Linked DNA regions of Homo sapiens: region 1 is linked to region 2. The links are chromatin loops, found by intact Hi-C in ENCODE. Cell type or tissue: Caco-2. All regions are shown on one strand. Links, peaks and the distances in the headings refer to the core of each region. The heading gives the core; the rest is flanking DNA.

Region 1 (7,764 bases), core at 1,526-6,525, 100 kb before region 2:
AGAAAATGAACATATAAAACCAAATGATGTAAAATGGCCTTAATTAAATTGAAAGTTGAAGCATATCACATAATTTTTGATATTTTGGACTTACAGAATTAAACTAGTAGAAAATAACTAATTTTCTAACTTGAATTTTCAAAACCAAGGAAAATTGAGAGGCAGTCAGTGTGCAGAGGCAGTCGTTGGCAAAAATTCATTTTTTATTCTTATAATCTCAATTCTATTAATTATTGAAGGAAATCGCATCTTCAGAGCTCAAAGCATAGTGTTAGAATATTTCCCAACATTGAAGAAAATCTGATTGTCCTTGACAAAATAAGTTATTAGGTTAAAGATATTGAATTGCCATTTTTGTGCTATTTAGATCCATCCCAAGCAAGGATCTAAAATGAGTGTGAGCACACATGGAAAGCTTAAAAAAGAAAAAAGTACAATCATTATATACATTTAATGAACACCATTTTAATGTTCTAAGAAGGATAAGGGAGGCAGTCACTCTTGGTAAACTAAACAATTTAAGGAAAAATGGTCCTTGAAGAATTATTGATAGTTCATAGGAAGTTTGTGAACTTATTGCAGGAGTGAAATTGGGTATGGGAAATAGGACTGTATTGTTTTCTGTTGCTGTGTAACAAGTGAACACAAAGGTGGTTGAAATAACACAAACTTACTAGTTCACAGCTCTCTAGGTCAGAAGCCCAGGTGGGCTCACCTGGGCTCTTGGCTTACAAGGTCAAAAACAAGGTGTCGGCTCTTGTCTGGAAGCTCTAAGGAAAAATCTGCTCTCAAGCCCATTCAAGTGTTGGCACATCTAGTTGCTTGTGTTTGTGGGTCTGAGTCCCTCTGTCCTTGCTGTCTGTCAGGGGTGTGCCCTCAGCTCCTTGTGGACCCTCCAATTTCAAAGCAGCAAGTGTGCATCGAGCCCTACTCATGCATATCTGAGACTTCCTCTTCTAGCTTCCTGTCTGCTACCAGCCAGAGAAGTGTCTTTTCCTCTGAAGTCTCCTGTGATTAGATCAGGCCCACTTGAATGATCTCTCTTTTGTAAGGTAAACTGTGCCACATAATATAACCTTGAAGTGATGTCACATTCACAGGTCTGGTGATTAGAGTATGGAATCTTAGGGGCCTCTCATAGAAATTTTGCCTTACCACAATGCTTTTGTAATATTGAGTGGGTGCAGAAGGCTAACTTAAATTTAGCTGCCTGTCTTTGCCTCTTTGCTTTTCTTCCCATTCAGTCAGATTGTCTGGCTTCTTTGTACCACCTCAGAGTAGAGTGGTTGTTGCATACAAAGCAGAAGTAGTCTGTGGTTTTTTCTGGCATTTGCTTTGAAAATTTAAGCCTAAGGAAGGTAGAAGTTGCCAGCTATTAAAAAAAAAATCCAAAACAAAACAAAACAACAAAACTATTTTGTTCCCAAACAAAGGTAGTAGAATTCCCCCTCCTTTTAGAGATGCCCAGCTGAGGAAAGATGAATGTGATGCAAGCAGAGAGGTCTGATTCCCAGTGTGCAGTTATAGGGAGAGCAAGATCCTTGTTCTGGAACTGCTGCTAGATTGCTAGGCAAAGTAGTTTGTAGTCAGCCTCGTGAAGGGCTTTCTCAGGTGTGTCACAGAAACACCTGCCAGTCACAAATTTCAAGGGAACTTTAAGAACTGGGACAGTAAATATCTCAGTGACAATCTGTGTGGACTGATGATGTAGAACCTTCTTCTCTACTGTTTTTTTTTTAGGAAGCCCCCTAGATCAGCTCTTGAAACTGTAGCTTGACCTAATAATAAAAGACCTCAAGAAATACAGGTCAAATACAGAATCAAATTATTTCAGAAAATAAAGTTATACATCTTGTGTGCCTGGGTATATGGACTGGGATTCTTACATGCTACCTTCTCTTCTCCCCACAGTTTCTTCGTCTAACCTCCTCCTACTCCTTATTAACACAAAAGGGGCAAAGTCTTGTTTACAAACCCTACAGGACCCCTGGCATCAGGAGAAATAAAGTGCTAGATGGTCTATTCTGTAGAGCTATCAAAGCTAATGAGATACAAGACTTCGAGTTATGTGCTCCAGAAAGGTTGAACAATGCAGAAACCATTGACTTTGGGCTGTATCCTGCAGTACTGGTCCGGTACTATCTTCTTGGCTCAAAGATGAAGGCAGCATGTCTATCTTGGGATTCTAGGATAAAAGTAACAGTATGGTATATAGCTGGAGTACATTTGTATGTACTAGAAGATGTTCACTGGTCCTGCTTTTTGCCTTTGGAATCTCACCAATCCTGTATTATAGGCTAAGTTACGTTGCAATAGGAAAACTCTACAAATCTTGGTGGATTACAAAAACAAAAATTTACTTCTTGCTTATACTGCTTATTTATCCTTAATGAACTGTCACTCTGTGCTGTGACAACTTCATTGCAGGATCCAGACTGAAGAAGTAGCCCCTACCTGGGTCATACCAATCTCACGACAGGGCACAAGAGAACATGACACTTAAAGCTTATCTTTGGAAGTGGTATATCTCGTTGTTTTTATTTTAATGGCCAAGTGTGACACATAAAGGCTGATATCAATAGGGTGGAGGTGGATAATTCTCTCATGAGGAGAGGCGTAATCATTTAAAAATATGTATATAATCTCCCATAAGTACTATTCCTCCAAAAGCCACTAATATTTATTTCTAACCCATTCTCTGTAGTGATTTTTATATTCTGAATTGAAACTGTTATGTCTATTTTTCCTTCTACAATAAAAATAAAATTCTCCCTATTTTTTTCTAATTTGCAATATCACATATTTATGTTTCAGACATTTTTTGTTTTACTATTTGGAGCTTAAAACACACCAAACAAAGTATTTTGGGGTTGTGCCAATTTCTCTCTCTGTGACATTCTTGGGTGCTCCCTTTCCTGGAAGTTGTCAATTACCCCAGTGCCACCTGGATCAGGATGCTGGTGCAGTTTCTAATGACTGCAGTAACTGGAGACTCTAAGCTTCTTGGGCCTATTATTTTTATTTGCTTAATTTTTCTATTTCATATCACACTTGCAAATTTGAAATTTGCAATAGTGAATCAAGATATAGAAAGAGTATACTCATATGTAGAGCAGGCAGGCAGGCAAGACACACCTTTGTAAAGACTACCCTTTACAATAATGAAGAGTAAGGAAAAGAAGAGATTAGAAAAAGGAATGTATTGGTAGCTTATGCCTTGTGTCTGTCTCTGTTCACGGTTTATTAAGTAACCAGCATGAATGTGGGCTCTGTGAGATTCGGTCTTACGTAATAAGACAGAGTTCATTGGTCCCTGTCGAGGTTAATGAGCTCATAACTTCATCATTCGTTTTGTTTTACTTTGTTGATAATATCTTCACAATCTTAATGATTCACATAATTGCACAGACATTAAAAATTAATTTCAACTCAGAAATCTTGAGATACACAATAACTGCACATATATCTGAGGGGAAGTTTTGCTCAGAAGAGAATTATTTCAGCTCTGAGACACTAGGGGATGAATATGAACAGCCACAGAAAAAGTATAGGAAAATGAAAAATGGACTAATAGTATAAGTTATGGACAGAAGAATTCTGTCTATACCATGTATCAAAAATCATCAGGTAATGAGTTTGAGGCTGTTATTTGAGGTTTATCCAAAGTCTCTTTACTATATGTATTCTTTGTTATCTTTTTAATGTTTGGTTTTTTTTTTCACTCACATATTGTGTGACTTCCAACATTTTATTTTCATTTTATTTTCATTGTTCAGTTTAAGAAAGCAGAAATAAATATGGCACAAATTTCTAACACATTTTTTTCTTGTTAGAAAAAAACAAGAACAAGGAATGATTTATGATTTTATTTTTATTATAGAAAAATTTAGTCTCAGTTCCGCCTGGCAGCACCAGAATCTGAGAATCTTACTGTTAGTAGAAAATGGGGGAAGATGATGTTCCCATATTCCAAGGTCATAATGGGGTTTTGAAATTTTGTAGCTTTTTGTTTGTGAGCGGCGCACAGGGTACAAGGAGCATTGAGTTGCCTGGAACCCAATGGCCAAGGATCCCACGTCCTTGGGCACATAGTGTGGCCATGTTTGTCCTTTTCTTGAGGGCACTTTCCCTAAGTGCTGTGAGTCTGACTCTTCCTCTCCTTTTCTAATCTTATCTCCCATATCTCCCATCTCTTTTTCTAGTCTGGTGAAAATCAGTATTCCTTTGTAGTTGCTTAAGATGCACTCCTTTCATTTTTGCCTTCAAAGGCACTATTTTCTGCACAGCAGAGAAGCTATTGACATAGAAGCTGCTGTGTTCATGTGATCCGCATGTTGCTAACACTCTGAGTGGATCTAGGATGTTTCATGTGTAAATTATATGTCTGGTTCTTCTCTTTTCAATGAGTGAATGACCCTACTTTGTCATATAATAAATATTTCTTGTAGGTGTCATAGACGAAACTACTCTAGAAATTGAATGCCACATGATTCCACACCAACACATGAATCAAACAGTATGTCTTGCTTTTTTTACACTTGAGCTCTGAAGAAACCAGACTGTCTGTCTGCATTCCAATAGATGTTCTACCTTTGTTGACACAGTTTTCATCTTTTAGCACCAGCTTTGACAGTCTTTTCCCGGAATAACAGAATTCAGGGAGTTCCCATTGCTTAAGTATTTTTTTTGTTGTCAGTTGTTAACTAATTGATTCCTCCTTCATGTCTTGACTTTGCAAACCATCTAAGCTTGATTGTATGTCTTAATAGAATTGTCTTGGTGCTGTAACCAGTATTTTTTAGTGTATTTCTGAAAAGCTAAAGTAATGATTAGTATTATATAATTTTTGTGGTTTCAAAAATGACAGTTAATGGTGGTGCATTTTGGGTAAATAGAACTTCAAGTGCACATTATCAGGAGTCCGGTAATATTGGTGACAGGGAAGTCCGAAGGGCATAATGAGGTTTATGCTTCTGTGTAAAATGTGGGAGGTTAATAAGATGTTGCTTTTGTGAGGCACTGGGAAGTTAGATTGCTGAATGACACGAGCATTGGTAAGAATTAGGTCTGTACCACGGGCCAGTGACTGAGGGCAGGCATGTGAACAGTACATTTTATAATCAGTAAAATATAACATGTTATGCATATGAACTTTGGCACATATTTCAATTATGAATGAAGGCAACAAACCACTCTGTAGGAGCACCTGTGACTTTATCATCAATAGAAATCACAGATGTTTTTATATCACATCACAGTTGTTGCAGATACTTCAAAATATCGTTTACACTCACTATTTTAAAATTATAGGTGTTATTAGATATACTATTACCTCTTATGATTTAATGTGCTATAAAAGAAGCATATATATTACTATATGACAATAAAAATTTGATACTTGTACTTAATTGGTTTTCTTTGTAATGCTATTTATTTTACTTCGTGCATTTAAAAACATTATTCTGAGGAGAGGTCTGTGGCACAAAAGATTAGAAGCCTCTATTTTGATTGGTGACCTTGTTCTTGCTAAGCTACCAATAAATACACTCCTTTTTCTAATCCCTTCTTTTCCTTACTGTTCATTATTGTACAGGGTGGTCTTTACAAAGGTGTGTCTTGCTTGCCTGCCTGCTCTACTCATAAGTATACTCATAAGTATACTCTTTCTATATCTTGATTCACTATTGCAAATTTCAAAATTGCAAGTGTGATATGAAATAGAAAAATTAAGCAAATAAAAATAATAGGCCCAAGAAGCTTAGAGTGACATTTCTGAGATCTAGGATGCTACATAACAATGGCCAAATCAGAATACAGTTCAAAATATCTAGTGTGTTTATCCAATTACAGATATCTTTTGGATTTACAGCTATTTATGCATTTTGCAAACCTTTCTAAGAGAGAGTTGCTTGAGGATAAGGAACCTAATTTGTTCAACATTATATTCTTGCAAAAATCCTGAAATTTAGTAGGCATTCCATTAATGTTTCTTGAATTCTAAGTGAGAAACAAATGCAGTTTTGCAGAGAGATGGAGAATATGCATAGAGCTTCAATTATTGTGGCTAACATCCTCTGGATGTTGCTGCCCACCATTTTTTCTGTAACAATGGAGTCACTAGAGACATGTAAAAGAAAATGTACTTCTGCAATTAAAGCAACAGTCACCTACAAAATAAACATGGTTGTATAGCTACGTTGGAATGTTATTGAAGCTCTCATAGTTACGACATCAATGGAAATAAATTGGTTCCACACTAGGTCAACAGCTGTTTTAAAGCAGCAGCTGCTTTTCCCTGAGATTACAGATACTGTTTTTAGTATACAGTGTCAGAACATAATTTTATTAATTTGAATGACGTGACATCACCTTTGGAATGAAATAGATACCAACAGATTTAAGATGACATATGTTTCTCTTTTTTTCTTTTGTAGCTGTATATTTTATTCCAATTACAAATACACTTAAGAGATGTAGGGAAAATGGACAATTTTGTACTATAAAAGCCAATGAATATTTGCAAGAAACAAATGGTACTTGTAATAATGATTTTTAAGTATTAGCTGTTTCTTGGTGTACATACAATACAATTGATGAAAGATAAAAATATTCTTCCCCATACTATCCAACAATCTTGATCTTCATTTTTATTTTCATTGCATTCATAAACTTGTAAGATAGTATACATTTTATTTATTTTATTATATATATTGTGGATTGTCTGTCCCCACCTAGTAAAATTTGAGCTCCTTCCGGGCAGGAATTTTGTTAACGGATACATCCTAATGATCTAAAATGATGCTTGGCACAAAGTAGGCATTTAGAAAATGTTTGTTGAAAAAAATGAATGCCTACATAACTATAAAAAATATAAAAAAATTTAACATGTGTCTTTGTCAACTTTCCAGTTTCAGATTTATCTCTAAATCTTCTGTAGTCAGTCATGCCCTGGTAGCTTAACATCACTTCCTGGACACTTTTGAGTAACTTTAATTGCTAACTATAAAGTTTAAATTTAAGATACGTTATAACTCTATTAATGATGACTGTGGCCTAAAGCAACATAGGGAATTTCCCTTGGGCTGGTTGGGATCTATTCACTAGTAGTAGTGTAAGTGTGTCACTCTCTTAAAGATTTTGTAGAATTTATGAAATGTTAATATTGATATCTATCAATTTCCTATAGAAATGTTAAGGATGAACCAGAGAATTAGTATTAAGCTTGAGCCTTTCAGGAAAATAATCAAGAACTAATTCTGAAGATTTGCGTCGTAGTAGTTGAGCACAGCTTTTCAACCACTGTAGAAATTCAGACATTGAGTATTTAGACAGTTAGTTAAGTAACAGGGTAGAAGGGAAGTTTGTAAAATGAAGCTTTGGTTTTGCCTTCTAAAGATTAGTGGTTTGAAATTATTTTCTCCTTCTTAGATATTGAAATGACTTTTTAATTTTCTCAATTCCTATCTTAATTTCTAATTTTTTATTTAATAATTCATATTCTCAACCGTGAGTATTCTTCCATATGTTGAAAAAAAGAAAAAAATTGGTTTCTAGAATGGAACATAAAACGACCATTGGATTATTTATTGGCAGGTGGAGATGTCATTTGAAATAAAATATGGGGCAGATAGTCATGAAGCATCTGAATCAATGCACTTACTCCCAGTTACTTTGTGAGCAGCCGCTAACTGTGCACTCCTCAGGAAAGACATGAGACATCCTTAGACTACAGAACCATACTGGCTTCATTTGATTATTTGAAAA
Region 2 (7,764 bases), core at 1,218-6,217:
ATCTTTTACCTTTTTGGTTAAGTATATTCCTAGGTATCTTCTTCTTCTTATTATTATTATAATATTTGGCAACTTCTGCAAAAGAGATTAGGTTCTTGATTTGATTCTCAGCTTGGTCATTGTTCGTATATAGCAGTGGTACTGATTTGTGTGCATTGACTTAGTAACTTGAGATTTTACTGAATTTGTTTATTAAATCTAGGAGTCTTTTGGGTTTTCTAAGTATACGATAACATCATCAGCAAATATCGATAGTCTGACTTCCTCCTTTCCAATTTGAATGCCCTTTATTTCTTTCTCTTGCCTGCTTGCTCTGGCTAGGACTTCTGGTACTATGTTGAATAGAAGTGGTGTCTTGTCTTGTTCCAATGCCCAGTGGGAATGCTTTCAACTTTTCCCCATTCAGTATAATGTTGGCTGTGGGTTTGTCACATATGGCTTTTATTAATTTGGGGTGAGTACCTTCTATGCCTAGTTTGTTGAAGGTTTTCGTCTTAAAGGGATGTTGGATTTTATCAAATGATTTTTCTGGATCTATTAAGAAGAACATATGGGGTTTTTTGTTGTTGTTTTACTTTGTTTTGTTTTGAGGTGAAGTCTTACTCTCACCCAGGCTGGAGTGCAGTGGCGCAGTCTTGGATCGCTGCTACCTCTGCCTCCTGGGTTCAAGCAATTCTCCTGCCTCAGCCTCCCAAGTAGCTGGGACTACAGGTGCCCTCCACCACGTCCGGCTAATTTTTGTATTTTTAATAGAGTTGGGGTTTCATCATATTGGCCAGGCTGGTCTCAGACTCCTGACCTTGTGATCTGCCCGCCTCAGCCTCCCAAAGTGCTGGGATTACAGGCATGAGCCACCATGCCTGGCCTAACCTATGGTTTTTATTTTTAATTCTGTTTATGTAATGTGTCACATTTATTGACTTGCATATGTTAAACCATTCTTTCATCCCTGGGATGAAACCCACTTGATCATCATGTATTATATTTTTGATGTATGGTTGGATTTAGTTAGCTGTTATTTTGTTGAAGATTTTTGCATCTATGTTCACCAGGGTTATTGTCTGTAGTTTTCTTTCTTTTTTTTAAATGCCTTTTCCTGTTTATGTATCGTGGTGATACTGGCTTCATAGAATGATTTAGGCAGCATTCCCTTTTTCTCAATCTTTTGGAAGAGCTTCAGTAGGATTGGTACCAATTCTTTGAATGTCTGGTAGAATTCACCTGTGAATCCATCTGGCCTTGGGCTTTTTTTGTTGTCTTTTTATTATTACTATTATTATTACTATTACTGATTCAGTCTTACTGCTCTTTATTGGTCTGTTCAGGATTTCTATTTCTCTCAGGAGGTTTTGTGTGTTTCCAGGAACTTATCAATTTTCTCTAGGTTTTCTAGTTTGTATACATAGAGGCATTGATAGTAGTCTCGAATGATCTTTTGTATTTCTCTGGTGTTGGTTCTAATGTCTCCCATTTCATTTCTAATTGACCTTATTTGAATCTTCTCTCTTCTTTTCTTGGTTAATCTAACAATTGTCTATCAACTTTGTTTATCTTTTCAGAGAATCAGCTTTTTGTTTCATTGATCTTTTGTATAGTTTTGTTTCAATATCATTTAGTTTTACTCTGATCTTTATTATTTCTTTTCTTCGGCTAATGATATGGTTTGGCTCTGTGTTCCCACCCAATTCTCATCTTGAGTTGTAATCCCCACATGTTGAGGGAGGGAGCTGGTAAGAGGTGATTGGATCATGGGGTGGTTTCCCCAATGCTACTCTTGTGATAGTGAAGGAGTTATCATGAGGCCTGATGGTTTAAAAGTGTCAGTTTCCCCTGCGCTCTCTTTGTCTCCTGATGCCACGTAAGACATGCCTTGCTTCCCCTTTGCCTTCCGCCATGATTGTAAGTTTCCTAAGGCTTCTCCAGCCATGTGGAATTGTGAACCAATAAACGTTTTTTGGTTATAAATTACCTAGTCTCATGTATCTTTAAAGCACTGTGAAAACAGACTAATACAGCTAGCTTTGGGTTTAGTTTGTGAATAATTCTCTAGTTCTTTGAGGTGTGACATTAAGTTGTCATTTTTTTTTAATGACAACCTTTTGATGTAGGCATTTTGGACTTATAAAATTTCCTCTTAGCATTGCTTTTGCTTTGTCCTGGAGGTTTTGATAACTTGTGTCACTTAATTTATTCATTTCAAATAATTTTTTTGATTTGTATCTCAATTTCATTGTTACCTGAAAATTCATTCAGGAGTAGATTGTTTAATTTCCATGTATTTGTATGGTTTTGGGAGTGCCTTTGGAGTTGATTTCTAGTTTTATTCCATTGTGGTCTGAGAAAATACTTCACATGATTTTTGTTTATAAAAATTTATTGAGACTTGTCTTGTGACTTATCATATGGTCTGTCTTGGAGAATGTTCCATGTGCCAATGAGAAGAGTGTATATTTTGCAGTTCTTGGGTAGAATGCTCTGTAAATATCTGTTAGATCTAGAGTGCACTTTTGTTCTAGAATGTACTTTAAGCCCATTGTTTCTCGGTTAATTTTCTCTCTTGATGATATGTCTAATGCTATCAGTGGAGTATTGAAGTCCCCCACTCTTATTGTGTTGCTATCTCATTACTTAGGTATTGTAGTGATTGTTTTATGAATCTGGTAGATCCAGTATTAGGTGCATATAAATTTAGGATTGTAATATCTTCTTTTTGCATTGATCCTTTTGTCATTACATAATGACCTTCTTGTCTTTTTTAAAAAAAACCTTCCCGTCTTTTTAAAAAAACTGTTGTTTCTTTGAAGTCTATGTCTAGATACACAAATAATATTGTCTTCCAATTTTTTATAGTGTTTCGGTACAGTAATATGCTGTACATGTTTGTAGCCTAGAAGCGATGGGCTATACCATATAGCCTAGGTGTATAGTAGGCTATACCACCTAGGTTCATGTAAGTACACTCTATGATGTTCACACAGTGAGAGAATTGCCTAATGACTCATTTTTCAGACCGTATGCCCATCATTAAGTAATACATGACTGTATTTCTTTTGCTAAGAGTGCCCTTCCCATGTATGAGACATCTACATTTCTGCTCAGCTAATCTCAGTTCAACTACTGCCTATCCTTTTCTGAAACTCCACTTTCTATCTTCTCTGCTGCACTTTGAGCTATTTCTCGTATAATATGAGTGTGTCTTATAAATATTACCATTATAGGACTTTTTGCTTTGTGCTGTAATTCCCTGCTTTGTATTCCTGCTAAATTTAAACTCTCCAAAGGCACCATTTACATTTTTGGATCTTCACACCTCACTTAGTGCTTGGTATTTATTGGACACTTAAAACTTATTGAATGAATAAAGGAATAAGTATGCAGTTGTAACTGGTGCATCCTGCACTGTTTTTGGTCATGACAGGTTAAGTTCATAAGTTATTTATTAACAAGACCCTAGATAATCTTGACTTTCTCTTCCACTCCCCTTTTTTCTTATCTTTCTTATCTTTCTTCCTACTCTCTACCTAGCTCACTCTGCTGAGCTCAGCCACACTGTCTTCTTTGCTGTTCCTCAAGCATCTCAGGCCTGCTTCCTGCCTTAGGGCCTTTGCAGTGTTTGCTCTCGGCACTTTTCCCACATGTCTGAATGGCTTGTTCCTCACCTCCTTCAAGTCTCTGGTCATAAATCACCTTCTCAATTATTGCAACCCTTTCTCCTTCCCTATACTACAGATCTTCTTATCCTGTTCTATTTTCTTCTTTTTGTTTTCCATAGCATTAACCATTTCCTAATATGCAAATATACTAGTGTCTGTTGTCTCTTTCTCTTTTCTGGAATGTGTGCTTCAGGAGGGCTGGTGTCTTTGTCTGCTTTCTTCACTGATCGTCTTCACTAATACCTCCCCAGTGGTGTAGAATAGAACAATACTTAATGCATTGGAGACACTCAATGAATATTTGTTGAATAATGAATGTATTAATATTCAAATATGTTTCTTAGGGGATCCCATATTCAGTTGTTATATTAATAGCATAGTATAAATTACTTCATTTGCTTTTCTAATTGATATGTAGGAACAGAGAAAATAATAGAAGGGTAGTACCTTTCAACGGAATGGAAAATGGGAAGGTTTGGATATTGTTTTATGTTCAAAATAGGTAAATCCAGGAAAGATTTCACTGTGGGAATCAATCGGCGACCCATGTATAGCTATAAAATATGGCAGTGTGGAATTAGAATAGAAGTGGTGTCAAGAGCAGGAGTTCAATCATTTGTAAACCAAATCTAGGTGTTTTGGTTTTTTTTTCCCCCCACAAGTTTGCTTAGGGTAAATCCTAAATAAAATAATTGCTCTCATTGTAATTTTCATCTGAATAGATTAGTTGCATTTTACATATTGGCATAGTGAAGACTGAGGATGTTCATTTCCACTATGACAAGCACAAAATATTTATCAGTTTGATGAACGTATAGAATATTATAAAAACTTATTCCAGAGCAAATGAACTCTACACAGTAAAGAGTGCCTTAGCCAACATGAAAACAGAGATCAGTGTTTTTGACCAAACTTGACTTAATTTAGACAAAGTTGAGATAAAATAATTAATTTATACTATGTAACACCCATGGTATTTAAGAGAAAACATGATTAAAATCTATTATGTGTTGGGATGTGTGTGTGTGTGTGTGTGTGTGTGTGTGTGTGTGTGTGTGTATGAACTGTCCACTGTTATATTGTCATGGATAGTTACAACTACTTCAATATAACAACATTTCTTTTGTTCTTTAGAGTCCATTTTTTGTCATTCTTTACGTTTATAAGAATTGAGTAAAGATTTACTATTTGACACTTAGGAGTCTTTCCTTGTCCTCTGTAGTATATCAAGCATACAACACAGAAAACCATATTTGAGATATGAAATTGACTAGTCTTTATATCTAAGATAAATGGAAGGAAATATATCAAAATATATTTAAATAGGCTGTGCTGTGTGCTGATCTATTGTGTTTTGACTTCCAAAAAGTTATATGTTTATCCTACAGATTTGAGAACTGTATTAATGCTGCAGGTTTCAGATGCGTAATAGTGTGCATTCCCCTTGGATTAACTTTGCTAATACATCTTATTCAAGACTAAACAATAATAATGCTACATGGTTTTCATCACCATTGCAGAGGTAAAGATTAATGTGAGGATATTAAGGAAGAAAGGATTGTATCTTGGATTGTTAAAAGTTCATATTTATTTTCTATCTTGTTAATAAAAAGAAGGACTTTGAAGAAATTTATCTTTATGCTTCAAGCCATAAGCTGATGACATAATAAAGACACGAAGATACATTTTCCTCTGAGGTGTAATGCTAAATATTTGGATAGGTACATCAAATATATTTTCTTTTCTCCTTTAAATATTGATTGTAGAAACCACATTTGTAAAGTGCATGCAGAAGCATTTGGAAAATAAATCTTAAGACCATAATTTCTCATTCTGTGGAAGGAAAGGCTAAACAAGAGTTTCGGGGTTCTATTATTAATAGTCAGAGTTTATGTGCATGTAAAACAGTGAGTGCTATGGTGACCATAATCTGCTTGACAATTCTTTAGCATAAACAATGTGTGTGCATTGATTAGCTTTAATCTCTACCTGAGCGGTAGTCAGTTGCCCTAATCCAGTATTCACACTCCGGAGGTGGTCAACTAACATTTAATTAGCAAGGCCACACTCCAAAAGCACTATTTTAAGTGCTTTAGCTTTCTTTATTCCTAGCACCAAATATTAGCTAATTAGCACATTAGCAATGGGTGTTCATTGGCAGAATTAATGGCTTGTTAATTAGCATAATGGATATTAATGAGTTATGGGGGTGAAAGTAGTGGTTTAAAAATATTAGATTGGCTAAAATATTTTAGACATCTCATTTGCTCTTAAACAAGATATAAAACTTGTAGTGAGTCTTGCATCCTTTCCTTTTTCAGAATGGCACCTGAGGCTTGCTTCTAAAATGGTCTCGTGTGCTATCATGACTTTAGAGGATTCTGATTGCCTGAGGTTCTCTATCAGATTAACTGAATTCTGCCTCTAGAATATTTTTATACATATCCCCTCCATCCAAGAGAAATTTTGTGCAATGCATGGTAAAAGCACTTAAAAAGTCAGTGAGCTTAGACTTCACTAAACTTACAGAACAGATTTGAAGGTCATTTTATATTTGCTAGTAAATGTGTGTATTTGTATGGATGGACATATTTGCTTTCTCTATGATCTTGTTGTGAGCATAAAAGGATACCTAAGTCATTCAACCTTCCATTTACATATTTACCTGTTGCTATGGTCTGAATGTTTGTGTCTCTCCAAAACTGGTAGGCTGCAATTCTGATCCCTGAAGTGATGATATTAGGAGATGGGGACCTTTCGGGAGGTGTTTCGGTCATGAAGGCAGAGCCCTCTTCAATGGGATTAGTGTCCTTATAAAATACGCCCTAGAGAGCTCATTCACTCTTCTATCATGAGAGGACACAGTAAGAATGTGGCATCTATGAACCAGGAAATAGGCCTTCACCAGATTTCTAGTCTTTTTAGCACCTTGCTTTTGGACTTCTCAGCCCTAGAACTGTGAGAAATAAATTCCTGTTGTTTATAAACTACCCAGTCTATGGTATTTTGTTATACCAGCCTGAATGGACTAAGACACTTGTTCGCTCATTTAATTTAATAACTAATTCGATGAATAATTGTTAGATATCTACTATGTACTTGGCATTGTATTCTTTGCTGGGCATTTTAAAATGGAAAAGATGGAGTCCTCATAAGGACTTTATGTTTAGGGGAAATGTACAAACACACTCAGTTACTTATAGATAAGTGCAAAGTGTAACATACAGAGCATTATAGAGGGCACCTTACCCAATTAATGAGGATCAGGGACTTAGTAACAATTTATTTATTTATTTAATTTTTTTTTTTAGACAGAGTTTCGCTCTTGTTGCCCAGGCTGGAGTGCAATGACGCGATCTTGGCTCACTGCAACCTCTGCTCCCAGGTTCAAGTGATTCTCTTTCCTCATCTCCCAAGTAGCTGTGATTACATGTGCCACCATGCCTCACTAATTTTTTGTATTTTTAGTAGATGGGGTTTCACCTTGTTGGCCAGGCTGGTCTTGAATTCCTGACCTCAGGTGATCCACCTGTCTTGGCCTCTCAAAGTGCTGGGATTACAGGCATGAGCCCTCATGCCTGGCCAGGAACTTAGTAACAATTTAGATGATCATACCAAACAAGTTGTATTTGGTTTGTTGAGAGAATGAGAACAGAATGGGTTAAAACATAAAAGTGAGCTAGGGGTTGGAGATGAGAGACATCCTGGTGTTCACAGGGCAACCTTTTGAGTAATGGGGCCAAAGAGATGGGCTAGGACCCGGTCCTGGAGGTTTGTGTGCTGTCCGTGTTAGGGAGCCTGGGCTTTAACTTTGGGCTCTGTGGAGAATTTGAAGTATTTTTAGCTATGGAGTCTCGTGTCACATTTACATTTTGGTTAGATGTTTGACAGTTGTGTGAAGGCAAACTTGTAGGAGGACACTTATTTAAAAAGCTATTGCAATGACTAAGGCATCAAATTATAGTAGAAATTAATGGGGGGATGATTTGAGAAATATATAAGAGAGAAAAATTACAATTTGGGTGGTAATTAATGAATGAGAAAAGCTGTGGAGGGTATCTAGCAGGTGATAACTGAAACTATGAGATAGCCAAGGCATCCCAGGGTTGGT

Evidence for each region. Hi-C counts contacts between places; a loop is a spot of excess contacts. Peaks named below come from ENCODE experiments on the same cell type or tissue, not always from the same donor. Only the 100,000 strongest peaks of a DNase experiment are listed, where the experiment ranks them.
Region 1: it touches region 2 in a loop (8-fold over the local background); 1 of 110 quality-filtered maps calls a loop at or near these places.

The regions. Positions count from the first base shown.
Region 1 is chr14:49,013,168-49,020,931 of GRCh38, reverse strand. All of the region lies in intron 4 of LOC105378178 (a long non-coding RNA gene), which reads left to right. Among named protein-coding and RNA genes, the nearest start is that of RPS29, 570 kb to the left of the region's middle. In Caco-2, for the core only: no CTCF peak of the experiment used is centred there; no DNase peak of the experiment used is centred there.
Region 2 is chr14:48,910,395-48,918,158 of GRCh38, reverse strand. All of the region lies in intron 4 of LOC105378178 (a long non-coding RNA gene), which reads left to right. Among named protein-coding and RNA genes, the nearest start is that of RPS29, 670 kb to the left of the region's middle. In Caco-2, for the core only: no CTCF peak of the experiment used is centred there; a DNase peak (open chromatin) is centred at 3,578.